Regions from separate parts of the Homo sapiens genome. Here region 2 is linked to region 1. A link is a loop called in an ENCODE intact Hi-C map of the cell type or tissue named here. Cell type or tissue: PC-9. All regions are shown on one strand.

What was found. A loop is a pair of places that touch in the nucleus more often than their neighbours do. Peaks named below come from ENCODE experiments on the same cell type or tissue, not always from the same donor. Only the 100,000 strongest peaks of a DNase experiment are listed, where the experiment ranks them.
Region 2: a loop joins it to region 1, with 2.9 times the contacts of the local background. A loop is called at or near these places in 23 of 110 quality-filtered maps.

What each region holds. Positions count from the first base shown.
Region 1 is chr2:237,864,458-237,872,457 of GRCh38, reverse strand. The region is part of intron 1 of RAMP1 (receptor activity modifying protein 1); the gene reads right to left. LOC124900521 (small nucleolar RNA SNORD55/SNORD39) reads right to left here and starts at 2,554; the gene lies at 2,476-2,554. In PC-9, no CTCF peak of the experiment used is centred here; DNase peaks (open chromatin) are centred at 4,787, 6,017, 6,957 and 7,287; H3K4me3 peaks cover 1,540 bases; H3K27ac peaks cover 4,842 bases.
Region 2 is chr2:237,918,824-237,926,823 of GRCh38, reverse strand. It overlaps LOC105373960 (a long non-coding RNA gene), which reads left to right. Exons shown (of 3, transcript XR_924046.3): 2 at 3,102-3,384; 3 at 3,767-3,938. Among named protein-coding and RNA genes, the nearest start is that of UBE2F-SCLY, 44 kb to the left of the region's middle. RefSeq lists a silencer at 2,892-3,101. In PC-9, no CTCF peak of the experiment used is centred here; a DNase peak (open chromatin) is centred at 4,033.

The DNA of each region.
Region 1 (8,000 bases):
CCCTCAGGCTTCCCAGGAGAGGCTTCGGGGGCTCTCACTGGGCACGCGTGAGTCCCACGACCTGGGCAGTCACCTGGCCACCCCACACTAATGCCCAAGAGCACAGGGGCCCTGGGAGAGTGGATGTGTGGCCATCATCACCGTCACTGAGTGGACGACTTTGGCAAAGGGGCATGGACTGGATAGAGCACGAGGTGCCCCCGGCAGCACCAGGGCAGGCCGAGAATAGGCTGCCGAGCCGCCTCTCCTCCCCGTGCCAGGCCCTCCTTGGCTGAGGGGCTGGCATCGTCCATCTAAGCGCAGGCTCGATCCATACTCAATCCTGAAGCCCCCGCTAAGAACCCCTAACATCCTTAAGGCATGGACGATACCATCGCAGGAGGGTGGAAAGATGGTCGTGACTGTAGTAAACTATTCTCAGCATCCCTCCTTTCAAAGAAGCCTATATTTTTTCTCTTCTAAAACACGCCTTTATTGAAGTATAATTTATATACCACAAATTCACCCATTTTACATAGACAATTCAATGATTGTTAGTAAATTCACTAAGGTGTACAACCATCACCGTATCTAGTGGTTTTCTTTCTTCCTTTTTTGGAGACAGGGTCTCACTCTGCTGCCTAGGTTGGAGTGCACTGGCGCTCTCTTGGCTCGCTGCAGCCTTGACTTCCTGGGCTTAAAGAAGCCTATTTTTGCATACATTTTAGAACACATAGCGCAGTGGCACAGGGGTCTAATTTATAAGCAAATCCTGGAGGAGCGTGTCCAGATTATTTTACTGGCGGGGGCAGGACCAAGAGAGTTGGGGACGACTGTCCCAGAGGGTAGAAGTGCCCAGGGCCCAAGGGAGTTGGGGTCGGGGGGCGGTGGAGGAACCCAGAGCTCCCCAGCCCATAGGAACGCCTGCTGCTGCCTCCCTGACATCTAGCTCTCCTGAACAGGGCCCCTTCAGTTGCCACGATCTGTCCCTGGTGGGTTGCGAGGCCTCTGTCCCCGGTGAGCATCTGCTCCCTGCATGGCCTGGTCCGTTTCAGGCATGCGAGTGCCTGCGTGAGGTGTCAACCATGGCCTGGCGTTTCCTGTGTGGCTGGGATATCTCCCCATTGCTTCCCTCCAGGTCAAACTTGACATCCTCTAGAGTGAAAGCACTCAGCTGTCTGAGCTCCTCCTCTCCCTGCCCCTGCTCTGTCTAAAGTCCTGTCTCTCTAGGGGTCAGCTGGCTGAAGCCCCAAGGTGCTCTCCTTTCTCTGGCAAGACCCTCTCATTCCAACTTCTCAAGTCCAGGCTGAGAAACTCCCGCCATCCACTGACACCTCTGAGCAGCCAGTGCAGGGGCGGTTGCGAGAAGAGGAAAGGTCCTCGGGGCCGTGGGCCAGGGCCGGGTTGTTCCTCTCCCACCCACACAGCCGCTTACCCCGCCAAAGCCTCCACCAAGTAGATTCTCCTCCACCTGTCATCTGATTTTGGTCCTCAAAGACAGCAAAGCACTGCATTCCAGCCCACTGTCCCCTCTCTCGGGCTCAGAGCCTCTACCCCCACGAAGTGCCTGCTTTGTGCTGGATGGGGTTGCTGTGCACAGTTCTTTGTCCCTCTCTTGCATCCGTGTTGCTCACTCTTACTGGAAATGCCCAGGCCCTTCCGAGTCCTCACTTGGATAACTGTGGCAGCCTCCAGCCTCACCTCCAACCTTAGGAACCTGGTGGGAGACCCCTGACTGCACACAGTACCCTCCATCCTCCTCCCCAGCCTTGGTCCTGCCCCCGACTGCCATTCAGTAAAACTCTACACATTGTCAACCGGCACTCTTCATTTCTGAAGTTGACAAGCCAAGAAATCCTCATTTTTTTAAGTCATAAAATAAAACACAGGTTGAACTAAAAACTGACTGTCTACCTTCCAAATTACCAGAGAAGAACAAGGAAAATACAGACCTGGAGAAAAAGTCGGAAGCCTCTGTAAGTATTAAGAAACAGAAAATGGAAAATAAGATGTTAGATGAGCTCCAAGCATACTTCTTAAAGCCAGAAAGGCGGGTGAGCAGCACCAGCGCGCCGCATGGGCCAGGCCCTGCTACCGCCCCCACGGAGGCCTGGAGAGTCCTCAGGCAGGGACATGGGTGCTCCCACACCACCCCATCCTGCAGATCAGAGTTGCACAGGACGGGAAATGGCCTGCCCAGGGTCACCAGGCCCTCGGGGCAGGCCCTGGGATTTGGTAAACAACATTAAAATCCACAAGAAAACCAGATGTTAAACCAGGTCAAAGAGCTAAGTGACTCCGGGGAACATCCAAAAGGTGGGTGGCGGGACATGACACAGACAAAAGACTAGACAACGAGAAACCACAATGTTGTCCCCGACAAAGCTGCTGCTGTCCACCTGTGAAGTAACGAATGGCTCCTCAATCCCGTTAGAACGGCTACCATCGAAAACAAAATCACAAGTGTTGCCAAGGCTGTGGAGACGCTTTTTCTTCCCCGGCTCGGCTCTCCAAGGTTGGGTTCCCCACTGCGTGCTGGGGAGCCTGCAGCATGGCAGAGGTGGCCTCACACGGCCCCTGAGAACCAGAGCCTTGTGCACTGCTGGTGGGAACGCACGATGCCACAGCCACTGCGGAAACGCTGTGGCGGCTCCTCAAAACATTAAACACAGAACCACCTAATGATCCGGGGTATATGCCCTGGGTATATGCCCAAAGGAACTGGAAGCAGGGTCTCACAGAGATATCTGAACACCCATGTTCACAGCAGCCTGATTCACAACAGCCAGAAGTGGAAGCAACCCACGTGTCCATGGATGAATGGATAAACACAGTGTGGTCTATCCATAACAGTGGAATATTATTTGGCCTTCAAAAGGAAGGAAATTCTGATTCACACTACGACATGGAAGAACCTTAAGTGAAATGAGCCAGTCACAAATGCTGTATGATTCCACTAATACAGGTTCCTAGAGTAGTCAGAGACAGAAAGTAGAATCGTGGGTCCCAGGGGCTGGGGGAGGTGGTAAATCAGCAGGGGGTTAGTGTTTAACTGGGACAGAGTTTCAGTTTTGCAAAATGAAAAAACTTCTAGGGATGGATAGTGGCGATGGTTGTACAGCAGCGTGAGTGTGCTTAGTGGCATAGAACTGTACACTTAAAAATAGGTAAGATGGTACATTTTATGTGGTGTATACTTTACCGCAATTAAAATTAAAAAAGCAATGACTGGGACAGAGCTATAAGAAGTCACCATGCAGCTGTGACTGGCAGGGTCACATATGGAATTCCCCATCCTCTCCCCTGCGTGAACACGCAGCAACACGTGCCCAGGGAAAGCAGGCAGGATCACAAACGCAGTGCAGGGTTTTCACACAATGCGCATGGATGGAGAAGATGAAAATAGGGATACGGAGGCCCTAAGTATTAAATTTAATATGATGACCGGGATGGATACATAAAAACGCCACACTCCTCCCACGGGCTTACGGGCCATTTACAACACGAAAAATTTGTAAGACCAAGAAAGAACCCGCAATGCACACTAAGTCATGGTTGTGGTTCCCGCTCTGCCCCCGACCACAGTGCAATAAAACTAGCAATGAGTATCGGGAGAGAAACCAAAAAGCCGGAGCCCCTGAGATTTGTAAAAACTTGCTTCCAAACAATTCACGTGCTAAAGAGGAAACAGAAACCACAAATACAGAGAATCCAGAAAATATCAACCATGAGCACAAGGCAGAGGCAAACTCAGGGGATCCAGCCAAGCTGCCAAGCAGAGAACCGATGACGTTTCATTCCCACGCCAGCAAAGAACAAAAAGAAATGCGTTAGGCATTCAAGAAAAAGTGTAGAGTAAGTAAACTCAGGAACTGTTTTTTTTTTTTTGTTTTTTTTTTTTGGTGGGGGGAGGGAATCAGTGGGGAAGAGACCAATCACAGATTAACCACTGTCCATTCTGATCAAGAAATAACATGAAAATACAAATTCACAAAATTGCACTAAAAAGGACAGATGTTCACAGATGTAGAGGGAATTAGAAAAATAATTGTTCACATAATGATATGTGGATAAAATGAACAACTTCAGAGGAAAATGTAAAACAACATCACTGCTACAAGACACAGAAAACCCCAGCCAGGCACAGTGGCTCATGCCTGTAATCCCAGCACTTTGAGAGGCTGAGGTGGGTGGATCACCGAAGGCCAGGAGTTCGAGAGCAGCCTGGCCAACATGGTGAAACCCTATCTCTACTAAAAATACAAAAATTAGCTGGACATGGTGGCAGGCACCAGTAATCCCAGCTACCTGAGAGACTGAGGCAGGAGAATCACTTGAACTTGGGAGGTGGAGGTTGCAGTGAGCTGACATCGCTCCACTGCACTCCAGCCTGGGCGACAGAGCAAGACTCCATCCAAAAAAAAAAAAAAAAGACAGAAAACCCAAGGGGACCAATTAACACCAGAAAGATACTGAAAAGGTTGCCAATTTTCTACACCATGAAAAGGAGCCTGGCCCCGGTGGTTTTGCAGGTGAAAATGAAGACCCTCTAGATCTTCAAGGAACTGCTTATTTCCATCATCCTGACTATCCTAGCACACAGGGAAAGAATAAGGGTCCACAACCTGTATCTTGGGAAGAAAACCCAATGCTGGTAATAAAACTCCCAAGGTAAAGTACAGAGCAAGCTCACTCAGGAAGAACGAAGCCACACTCAGAACAAACAGTGGCCAACAGACACCTGAGACTGCCGAAAGGCTGCACAGGAATGAGGAAACGCTCCATTCATCCCAGAAACACGGTAGGTTCGCAGCCTCTGACCACTTCTCCTGTGTCACAGCCTCGCCAGTGCCAGCGGCCTGCCAGCACTGAGACAATGTCCAGCTGGGCAGGTTGTTGTGTCACATCGAACGGTTCTTCCTTCACAGGACAAAAGCTTACTTTACACACGGGAAGAAGATGCATTCTCCATCCCTCTCCCACCCCCACCCCCACAAAAATACAATAAAAAAGCATCTGGCCCCAAAGGAGAAAGACAGAAGGTTTAAGGTGTTAACTCTTGACCACATGGCTCTGAACTGTGTGGATCACCTACATGAAGCTTTTCTTCTGCCGCTGCCGCCACTGAGACAGCAAGACCAACCCCTCCTCTTGCTCCTCCTTCTTGGCCTCCTCAACATGAAGACCTTAGGATGATCCACTTACACTTAATGAAAAGTATATATATTTTCTGTGGGTTTTTTTGAGATGGGATCTCACTCTATTGCCCACGCTGGATTGCAGTGGTGTGATCTTGGTTCATTGCAACCTCCACCCCCTGGACTCAAGCGATCCTCCCACCTTGGCCTCCCAAAATGCAAGGATTACAGGCGTGAGATACCATGCTGGGTCTAATTTTCTTAATAACACTTTCTTTTCTCTAGCTTACTTCATTATAAGAATACAGTATAGGCTGGGCACAGTGGCTCACGCCTGTAATCCCAGCACTTCGGGAAGCCAAGATGCATGGATCACTTGAGGTTGGGAGTTTGAGACCAGCCTGGCCAAGATAGTGAAACCCCGTCTCTACCAAAAATACAAAAATTTGCCGGGCATGGTAGCGGGCACCTATAATCTGAGCTACTGGGGAGGCTGAGGCAGGAGAAACACTTGAACCCGGGAGTTGGAGGTTGTGGTGAGCCAAGATCGCACCACTGTACTACAGCCTGGGCAAAAGAGGGAGACTCAGTCTCAAAAAAAGAAAAAAAAAAAAGAATACAGTATACATACATGTAACATACAAAATATGGGTTAACTCACAGATAATGTTATCAGTAAGGCCTCTGCTCAATAGTAGGCTGTCGTTAAGCTTTGGGGGAGTCAAGAGCTACACTCGAATTTCTGACCATGTGGGGGTTCGGCGCCCCACCCCTGCGTTGTTCAAGGGTCACTTGTATTGCCATCGCCAGCAGCAAAGGAAGGCAGCTGCTGTCACTCCCCTACTCAGCAGTGAGTCACTCTCCAACACAGTACGACTGGAGAACAAAACAGGGAAAATTGTTAAGAGGTGGTAGGACCACCCTAGGTTACGGGTGACCTTATGACTGGCCTGAAGAACCAAGCAGGAAGCAAAAAAACTAAAATAAAAAACAGGCACAGGGTGACAACAGTCACAAAAGAAACACACAGAAGAGGAGCTTCCTCTTAGCCCAGCGATGACCAGCTAGAAAATAAAATGGGGGAAAATATCCCACTCTCGGTAGTGGCCACAGAGCACCGGATTCCTAGACACTGAATGAGTCATCTGCAGGAGAAATGAGATCTCTGTGGAAGGGCCTGGATGCAGACGTGGGGGTGGAGGAACAGACTGCTGTTTCTCGAGCCGGTGGTCTTGATGTAATCCTCCCTGACCAGTTAATACATTCAGTGCAATTACCATGAAAATCCCCCAAATATTGAGCCATTGATAAAAATTGCTAGGAAATTAAGGTAAATTCCAGATGCATCAAAGGTTTGTGTGTTTAGAACCATAAGGCACTGGAGGAAACCTACACAGGCATGCTCTCTGGTTTCACCTCCTCGCTGCCTCCTAAGGGCAGCTTTCGCCGCTGCCTCTCCTGCAAAGGACCCTGCCATCTGCCTCCCTCCACCACCAATCATGTCAAGGTGCCCAGTGGTGCCTGGGGCCCGTTTCCTTCTCTGTCCTCCCTGGCCGTCCTCTCTGGCCTCTCACAAGGAGCCTGGGCCTGTTTCTACCCACTCTCACCGGTCACCCCTCCAAGCAAGGATTTGACATAGGCCAGGCCCTGCTGCCGCCAGAAACACCTCTCTTGGCCATACCTCTTTCTGAACCCTTGATTTGCATAGACTCCTGTCTACGTACCATCACCCCTCAGAATCCAAGGGGAACGCTGAACCCCATGTGGCTGCTGAGGACGGGGCTGCCAGGTGCAGCAAATGACAGGAGGCCCTGCGAAATCTGCATCTCAGAGAAACGGTGGTTTTTGAGGCATGTTCCCGATACTGTATGAGACAGGCTTATGCTTCTTGTTTATCTGAAATTCCAGTTTGCCTGGGGCTCCCATGTTTCCTGGCAGCCCTGGCTGTGGCCTGGGGTGTCATCTCCCCTCCCCTGCACTCTCCTCTCTACTCCCCTGCCCTCCCCTCCCCTCCTCTCTTCTCCCCTGCCCTCCCCTCCTCTCCTCTCCCCTGCTCTCCCCTCCCCTCCTCTCCTCTCTTCTCCCCTGCCCTGCCCTCCCTACTCCCCCAGGAGCTCTGCCAGGTGCTGTTCTTCATTCCTCAGCGCTGCCTCACTTCCTGCATCCAGGCCCAGGGACTGGAGTCCATCACTTTCGCCTCCAGGACTCCCTGGAACCCTCCCACTCCTATCCTTGCCTGGCCTCCTGCCCATGCTGGGGGCCACAGCTGAGGGCTCCTTTAAACCACACCTTCTGTCCTGTCACCCCCTTTAATGTCCTTCAAGGTTTTCCCACTGCCCTAGGAATGAGATCTGAATGCTTAGAGAATGGGTCTTTCCTCCAGCACCAGCTTCGGCTCAAAGCCCTCTTCCCCACCATGCTTCAGTCAAAAAGGCTTCCAGGAACTTCCAAAGCAGGGCCTTTGCACAACCGTCCTTGCCCTCTGCCCTCTGGACTGTGCTGCCGCTGCTCCTCAGGGCTGTGCTCCGTGGTCTCCTGTTTATTTCCTGCTGCATTTAAGTAGCACCACATGTCTACATGGTTGACATGCAGCAGGGCTGCCCCACCCTGGCACTATGGACATTTGGTGTGGGATCATCCTCTGGGGGAGCTGCCCTGGGTTGTGTAGGACACCCTACTGTAGCAGGCTGCTCTGCACCCCTGTCCTTTGCCCCCTCCGAGTCCTGACCCTGGGTGTCCCACGTGTGTGAGAGTCCTGACCCTGTGTGTCCCGTGTGTGAGGTGGCAGATGGGTGTTTCCAGGAGAAACGGTGCAGCGCTTTCCCGGCATTCCCTCATCCATCCACCTCCCCCGCTTCCCTCTCACAACTGTCTCCTCCAGAG
Region 2 (8,000 bases), 54 kb before region 1:
CCTCTTGGCTGTGACAGTTTTTCAGACTTCTTTTGTTTTTATGATCTTGACAGTTTTGAGGAGTGCTGGCATATATATATATATATATATATATATATATATATATAATTTTTTTTTTTTGAGACAGGGTCTCACTCTGTCATCCAGGCTGGAATGCAATGGAGTAATCTTGGCTCACTGCAACCTCCGCCTCCAGGGCTTAGGTGATCCACCTCAGCCTCCCGAGTAGCTAAGACTACAAGCACACATTACCACGCCCGGTTAATTTTTGTATTTTTTGTAGATATGGGGTTTCACCATGTTACCAAGGCTGGTCTCAAACCCCTGAGCTCAAGCAATCTGCCTGCCTCGGCCTCCCAAAGTGCTGGGATTACAGGTGTGAGCCACTGCACCTGGCCTTTTTACTTTCTTTTTCTTTCTGCCTCAGCAGCTGCACAGAAATACTCTCTTGATGGAGTCATTTGATGCAAAAAAGTTTTAAGTTTTGATGAAGTCCAATTTATCTATTTGTTCCTTTTGTGGCTTGTGCTTGTGGTTTCATACTTAAGAAACCATTGCCTGACCCAAGGTCATGAAGATTTATACCTATGTTTCCTTCTAAGAGTTTTAAACTTACATCTAGGCCTTTGACCCATTTCAAGTTAATTTTCACATATGGTGTGAGGTAGAATATACATTCTTGACCAGGCGAGGTGGCTCACGCTTATAATCCCAGCACTTTGGGAGGCCGAGGTGGGTGGATCATTTGAGTCCAGGAGTTTGAAACCAACCTGGCCAACATGGTGAAACCCCATCTCTACTAAAAATACAAAACAATTAGCCTGATCAAAATAGACTCCTTCCCTGCAAAATGACTACAGACTGGCTTATGAATATGCATGCGAAAATACTCAAGAAAACAGGGGCCTTTTGTGCATAAGTTCCTAAACTTGCGGGGGCAGACTGCTGTTATGAAGAGTGTCATAACTTATACATGGGCCACAGGCCTGTGCAGTAATTCACCAAAGAAGACTTCCTATGACCACACCCGTGGGGAAAACATTGGCCTTGCTGTAATCAGATGTGTGTAATGAAAACTGCAGTTGGGAGCATCTTTTCCTGATCCAGCTGTTAAAGTTAATACCCAGTTCTGGCTAAAGTTCTGGCTAAAGTACTGGAGTAAGCAGAAACTTGCATCAATACTGGTGTGTCGGGGAGATGCAAACATGCGCGAGGGATATGGCAACAGCTACGCAGAGCCTAGGGATCTCCTTGACCCAAATATTCTATTTCTAAACATTTGTATTATGGAAGTGCACATCAGAGCGTTATTTATAAATAGCAATAAACAAAACAGGCCAGGCACAGTGGCTCACACCTGTAATCCCAGCACTTTGGGAGTCCAAGGCGGGCGGATCGCTTGAGGTCAGGAGTTGGAAACCAGCCTGGCCAAGAAGGTGAAACCCTGTCTCTACTAAAAATACGAAAGTTAGCCGGGCGTGGTGGCAGGCGCCTATAATCCCAGCTACTTGGGAGGCTGAGGCAGGAGAATTGCATGAACCCGGGAGGTGGAGGTTGCAGTGAGCCGAGATAGTGCCACTGCACTCCAGCCAGGGTGACAGAGTGAGACTCTGTCTCAAAAAAAAAGTAATTAATAAAAATGTAAACAAACAGATGAAACCCCTGCCCTTCAGAGCTTATAAAAAATGTGTAGTCATTTTCTAAAAAAAGTAATTTTTAAATTGATAAAGCCATTTACAAAAGAGTATGAGGCCATTTTAATTAATTAATTAATAATTATTATTATTTTTGAAACAGAGTCTCCCTCTGTTGCCCAGGCTGCAGTGCAGTGTCACAATCTTGGCTCACTGCGAATTCTGCCTCCTGGGTTCCAGCGATTCTCTCACCTCAGCCTCCTGAGTAGATGGGACTACAGGCATGCACCACCAGACCCAGCTAATTTTTGCATTTTTAGTAGAGACGGGGTTTCATCATATTGGCTAGGTTGGTCTCGAACTCCTGAACTCAAGTGATCTGCCCACTTCAGCCTCCCAGAGTGCTGGGATTACAGGTGTAGCCACCGCGCCCAGCAAGCCCCCCCTTTTTTTTTTTTAATACAAGCATCTATCTGTCTATCATCTATGTACTTAAGTATAAATTAATGCCAAAATGTATGTTAAAGATTATCTGAATGGTTGGAATTAAGACGGTTTGTTTACCTGCATTTGCTTTTTATTCTTTTTGCTTTGTTTTTTGAGACCGAGTTTCGCTCTGTCTGCACTGGAGTGCAATGGCGCAATCTCGGCTCACGGCAACCTCGGCTTCCAGGGTTCAAACGATTCTCCTGCCTCAGCCTCCCGCGTAGCTGGGATTACAGGCTACATGGCGCATGCCACCATGCCCAGGTAATTTTTGTGTTTTTAGTAGAGACGAGATTTCACCGTGTTGGCCAGTCTGGTCTCGATCTCCTGACCTCGCGATCTGCCCGCCTTGGCCCCCAAAGTACTGGGATTACAAGTGTGAGCCACCGCGCCCGGCCTTTTTTACCTGTGTTTTCTACAATGTACTTGTATAATAAAAGAAGGTGACAAGAAATAGGGGGAAATTGGTAACAAGCTTCATGTCTAACAATAGAGGATTGGCTGATGAAGTGTATGTCACATTTATTTACAATTAATGACGCCAATGAATAGTTTTTTTCAGTACCACGTGCTAGGCATTAGATGTTCTTTGGCTGTTCTGTGCTGTACATGTGACTATGCTTTTTGTTTAAAAGAAAAGGAGAAAAAGGAAAGGAAAGGGAAAAAAAGGAGAAGAGAGAGAAAAGAAAAGAAAAGAAAAGAAAAGAAAAGAAAAGAAAAGAAAAGAAAAGAAAAGAAAAGAAAAGAAAAGAAAAGAAGAAAAACAAAAGATAGAAAAAAAGGGAGGGGAGTAAGAGCAGGAGAACTCATGGCGTCCTGGGCGGGGCTGCCGGGCTCGCTCCCCGCAGGGCCCTCGTGGCTCCCCTGGCTCGCGCGCGCCCCTAGCGGGCGTCTGGGGTCCTGCGGGCCGTGCGGTCCCGTGTCATCGCGCTGGGCAGCCCCGGGTCCACAGGGCAAGCTGCGCCCCTGTTTTCTTTCCAGGGTCCCCTGCCCTCCAGCGAGCCTAGTTGAGCCCCAGCTGGACTCCAAGTCGAGCCTCTGCAGCCAGGTGTCCGCCAGATGTCTTCCACGGCCAGCAAGGGAACCGCCTGGGCACGCGTCAGTCTGGCCTGTTTCCTGATCCAGAAAATTATTTTCAGCTGCGCGTGACCTTCCACGGGGCCAGGACCGGAAAACTAGACAGCAGTGATCTTTTTAAAACCGTGGACTCTATGAACTAGGAAAGTCCCCTCCAAACTCGTCAACAGGAATTCACTGCTTATTGGTACCAGTTTGGGAAATCATTGTTTTTTAATTAAAAATCAGGGGGCTGGGAGGAAAGGAGGGTCCCCTGGCAGTCTTGGGTGGGCTGCAGGGCTGCAGGAACGTGACAGCAGGGGCAGTGGGGCTGTGGGAGGGTGCTCTGCCCGTGGGGCCAGCTTGTGATGGGCTGGGGACTGAGCTGTGCTCTGGGGACACACAGAGATTCCTCACTCAGCTGGGTGGCCTTATGTTCCCAGGGTTTTCCCACAACTTGTCCTGGCTGGGGGGCTGAGCTTGCCAGCCTTCCTGGGGAACAGCGGGCCAGGGCAGGACTCCATCCCCAGGAAGCACAGGTGAGGCTTACAAAACAGGTGCAGGACTTGCAGACGCAGCTCTCCTTTCAGCAAACCCTGCTGAGACGCAGAGCGGAGAAAACAGGAGGTGCCCCAGTTTCTTCTCCCGGGTAAGACTGAGAGCTGTCCTTGAACCTGATCGGCCAGAGAGAGTGCTGAGGAGAACCAGAGCATCCCGTGGGGCTCCCTGGGCTGGGCTCTGCCAGGTGGGTTTCCCAGGAGATCGGCCATGACAGCTGCTGTGTTGGGCACTCCTCCAGGGCAGGGGTGGCCCCGGGAGAACTTGGGCAGGAGGGGGCATGAGTCACACAGAGGGTGGCCCACTGGGTTTATGGTACCCGGAGTTGCAAACACTCAGGTGTGAGTCACCTGAGTGCACACGTGGCTGGAGGCAGACAGCCTCCCTTGCCCTCCCCTCCTCCAATCCCAGCTCCTGATGGTTGTACCCTCTCCTGTGCTGAGGGCAGCAGAGACTCATTAGCGAACTGGGGGCCCTGGAGTCGGAGAGCTGGCTTCCAATTCCGGCTCTAGTACCCGCGCTCAGGGACACTGGGCATGTGTTGTCACCTGCCTGTGCCTCAATCTCCTTAACTGCAAAATGGACATAACCTCCAGGCTGATGAAGACTAGGAGAGCAGAGGTCAGGGATGGGCCCCTTCATAGGGGCTCAGGGCCTTTCTGTTCCTCCATTGCTTTCTCCGGCCTGGCCCGCTGTGTGAGGCTGGCCGGCAGACATCTGTCTCTCTCTCAATTTTAAAAAATTTTTTTAGTAGGGACAGGATCTCACTGTGTTGCCCAGGCTGATCTCAAACTCCTGGCCTCAGGCGATCTGCCCACTTCGACCTCCCAAAGTGCTGGGATTGCAGGGGTGGCATCTGTTGGCCTCAGGAAGCAGGCCCAGGCTGCACTCCTGCCCTTGTCCCCCACCTTCCCCGGCAGGCTGGTTTGGCGGTCCTGCCCTCTCCACCCCCACTCTCCCCCATGGGGGAACACAGGCATCAGTGGAGAGTTGCCCATTTTTCAGAAGCGGGATGACAAGCCCCTGCTGCCTTTCACCAATGCCCGTGAATGCACCTGCTTGGGAATCCTCTTTGGAATCTCCCTGAGGTCTTCTGCCCCTCCCCGTGTCTCCCTCATTAAACCACATTTTCCCACAATGAGAACGTGCCATGATGTGCGTTGATGCAAAGCAGGTCTTTATTCAATCTTGTGATGTTTCCGTAGCCAATGCCTTACTGCAGTGCCGTTTTCCATGACTTTTCACGTGAATTACAACACTTTAATTCCATTCCAGCTTAAATTGGCTGTGTTGGGTCAGGTAGAAAAGCCCACTGCCCTGGGTGACACTTTTATGGTTGGGGAAGTGGCTCTTGTCCTGGCTGAGTTGTGTCCTTGCCTCAGAATGTGACTTCACATCTTGAAGTCCTAACCAGCAGTACCTCAGAATGTGACTGGGTTTGGACCCAGGGTCTTTACAGAGGTGACTAAGGTTAAATGAGGTCACTGGGTGGGCCCTAACCCAATGTGACTGTGCCCTTATAAGAAGAGAAGATTAGGGCCAGGTGCAGTGGCTCATGCCTGTAATCCCAGCACTTTGGGAGGCCAATATGGGTGGATCACCTGAGGTCAAGGGTTCAAGACCAGCCTGGCCAACATGGTGAAACCCCATCTCTATTAAAAATACAAAAATTAGTCAAGCGTGGTGGCACACACCTGTAATCCCAGCTACTTGGGAGGCTGAGGTGGGAGAATTGCTTGAACCCGGGAGGTGGGGGCTGCAGCGAGCGGAGATTGCGCCACTGCACTCCAGCCTAGGTGACTGGGCGAGACCCTGTCTCAAAAGAAAAAAAAAAGATTAGGATGCAGGCACAGAAAGACGACCATATGAGGCAGGGAGGAAATGACAAGCCAAGAAGAGAGGCATCAGAAGGAACCAACCCTGCCGACCCCTTGATCTCAGGCTTCCAGCCTCCACAGCTGCGAGAAACGCACTTCTGTTGTTTAAGTCCCCAGCCTGTTATAGCAGCAGCTTGGGCAGACTCCGACTGCACTGCTTTATCCTCAGCCGAGCCCGAGGAGGAGGAGACAATCCCCAAACTCGATCGTTTCCTATCATTATGATCACCGATTATTCTCCTTTTGACTCACCCGACCTTCTGTGCAGAAGGGCTGGGAACACTGAGAGACGGGAGCATTTACCCACATGTGTTCACGTGCACGTGCAGCCACAGCTCCCAGCCCTGCTGTGAAAGTGAATCACTATGGCCCCGGTTAGCAGCGTTTGCCATGTGCCTGCCACATGGCCAAGGGCTGTCTTCACTGTGAGTCCCTGAAGTGTCCATGGCCAGCACTCTGCAGGCGATGACACTGAAGCCCAGAGGGTTGAGGAGCTTGCCTCGCCTTTCTTCCTTCCTTTCTTTTTTTTTTTTTTTGACATGGGGTCTTATTCTGTCACCCAGGCTGGAGTGCAGTGGTGTGATCATGGCTTACTGCCTCCCCAGCCCAAGCGATCCTCCCCCACAGCCTCCTGAGTAGCTGGGACTACAGGCACATGCCACCACACCCAGCTAATTTTTTAAATTTTTTTGTAGAGATGAGGTCTCACTATGTTGCCTAGGCTGGTCTCAAACTCCTGGGCTCAAGTGATCCTCCAGCCTCAGCCTCAGCCTCCCAAAGTGCTGGGATGACAGGCGTGAGCCACTGTGCCCAGCCTGCCTCACCATTTTTAATCGGCACAGCCAGGATTTGGTTTCAACTAAGGCAGCTTGGTGCCATCACTTCTATGCTACAACTTTTAAAAATATTGTTTTTTAAAACATTTTATTTACATTATATACTTTCACACCTATGACCATCTGAAACTTTTTTTTTGAGATGGGGTCTTGCTCCGTCACCCACACTGGAGTGCGGTGGCATGATTTTGGCTTGCTGCAGCCTCCCACCTCCAGGCTTAAGTGATCCTCCCACCTCAGCCTCCAGAGTAGCTGGGACCACAGGTGTGCGCCACCATACCTGGTTAAGTTTTTGTATTTTTGGTAGAGATGGGGTTTCGTCGTGTTGCCCAGCCTGGTCTCGAACTCCTGAGCTCAAGCAATCTGCTCTCCTCAGCCTCCCAAAGTACTGGGATTACAAGTGGGAGCCATTGCACCCGGCCTGACCATTTGAAACATTTTAAAGGTGGCACTGCTTCTTGTAAGAAGAGATCTTAGGTGGCAGGGGCAGGGCTGGGATGTAGGTGCTCTCATGGCAGGATGCACTGGGGATGGAAAGCAGCTGCCACCTGTCATGGACATGCACCTCCAGTCACCCCTGTCTGCCTCCCGCCCTGCCCCCAGAAAACAGGAAGCAAACTTCCCCGGCCTCCTGTCAGAGTGTCTGTGGGGAAGCGATTCACGTGGGGGCATGAGCACTGTCCCCAGGCCCAAGGATTGTGGCTGGGGTGGGGCAGAGAGGGATGCTTTGGAGGGCTGCTCTCTTCCCGCTGTTCCTCTGCACCCCCTTCACATTTTTGTAACCCAAATAAAGATGGGCACCCATGGTCCACCTCCGCACAGGCCCAGGAAGAAAAAAAACAAAGTCAGATCCAAGTTCACTTCCTAAAATAGCCTTGAAAAGCAATTTAGGTCCTTCTTAAATTTGTTCTAGGGGGAACCAAAGTGCAATTATGTTCACAATCTAGAGAAAAATGTCTTGAAACCTCTTTCCTCTCCCGTTCTCAAGGCTCCCAGCCTACATCTGCTCTCTTCTTGCCCATTCTCATCCCTGTCCCCAAAAAATACGGGTCCTCTGGCAGGTGGCCTGCTCTTTGGAGCTCAAACACCATCCTTGGAATAGGGCATGTGACCAATGCTAAGTCATCTTTTCCATGCACACAAAATTATCAGAAAGATGAAAAGTTTGCTCAAAGTCACTCAGCTAAAAAGGGGTCCAGTCAAGATCAGAACCTGCTGGGCATCGTGGCTCATGTCTGTAATCTCAGCACTGTGGGAGGGCGAGGTGGGTGGACCACTTGTCAGGAGTTCAAGACCAGCCTGGCCAACATGGTGAAACCCCGTCTCTACTAAAAATGTAAAAATTAGCCAGGTATGGTAGTGGGCGCCTGTGATCCCAGCTACTTGGGAGGCTGAGGTAGGAGAATTGCTTGAACCTGGGAGGTGGAGGTTGCAGCGAGCGGAGATCGCACCACTGCACTCCAGCCTGGGAGACAGAGCGAGACTCCGTCTAAAAAAAAAAAAAAAAAAAAAAAAAAGACTCAGAACCTGCCAAGGCTGATCTAATGCCAGGG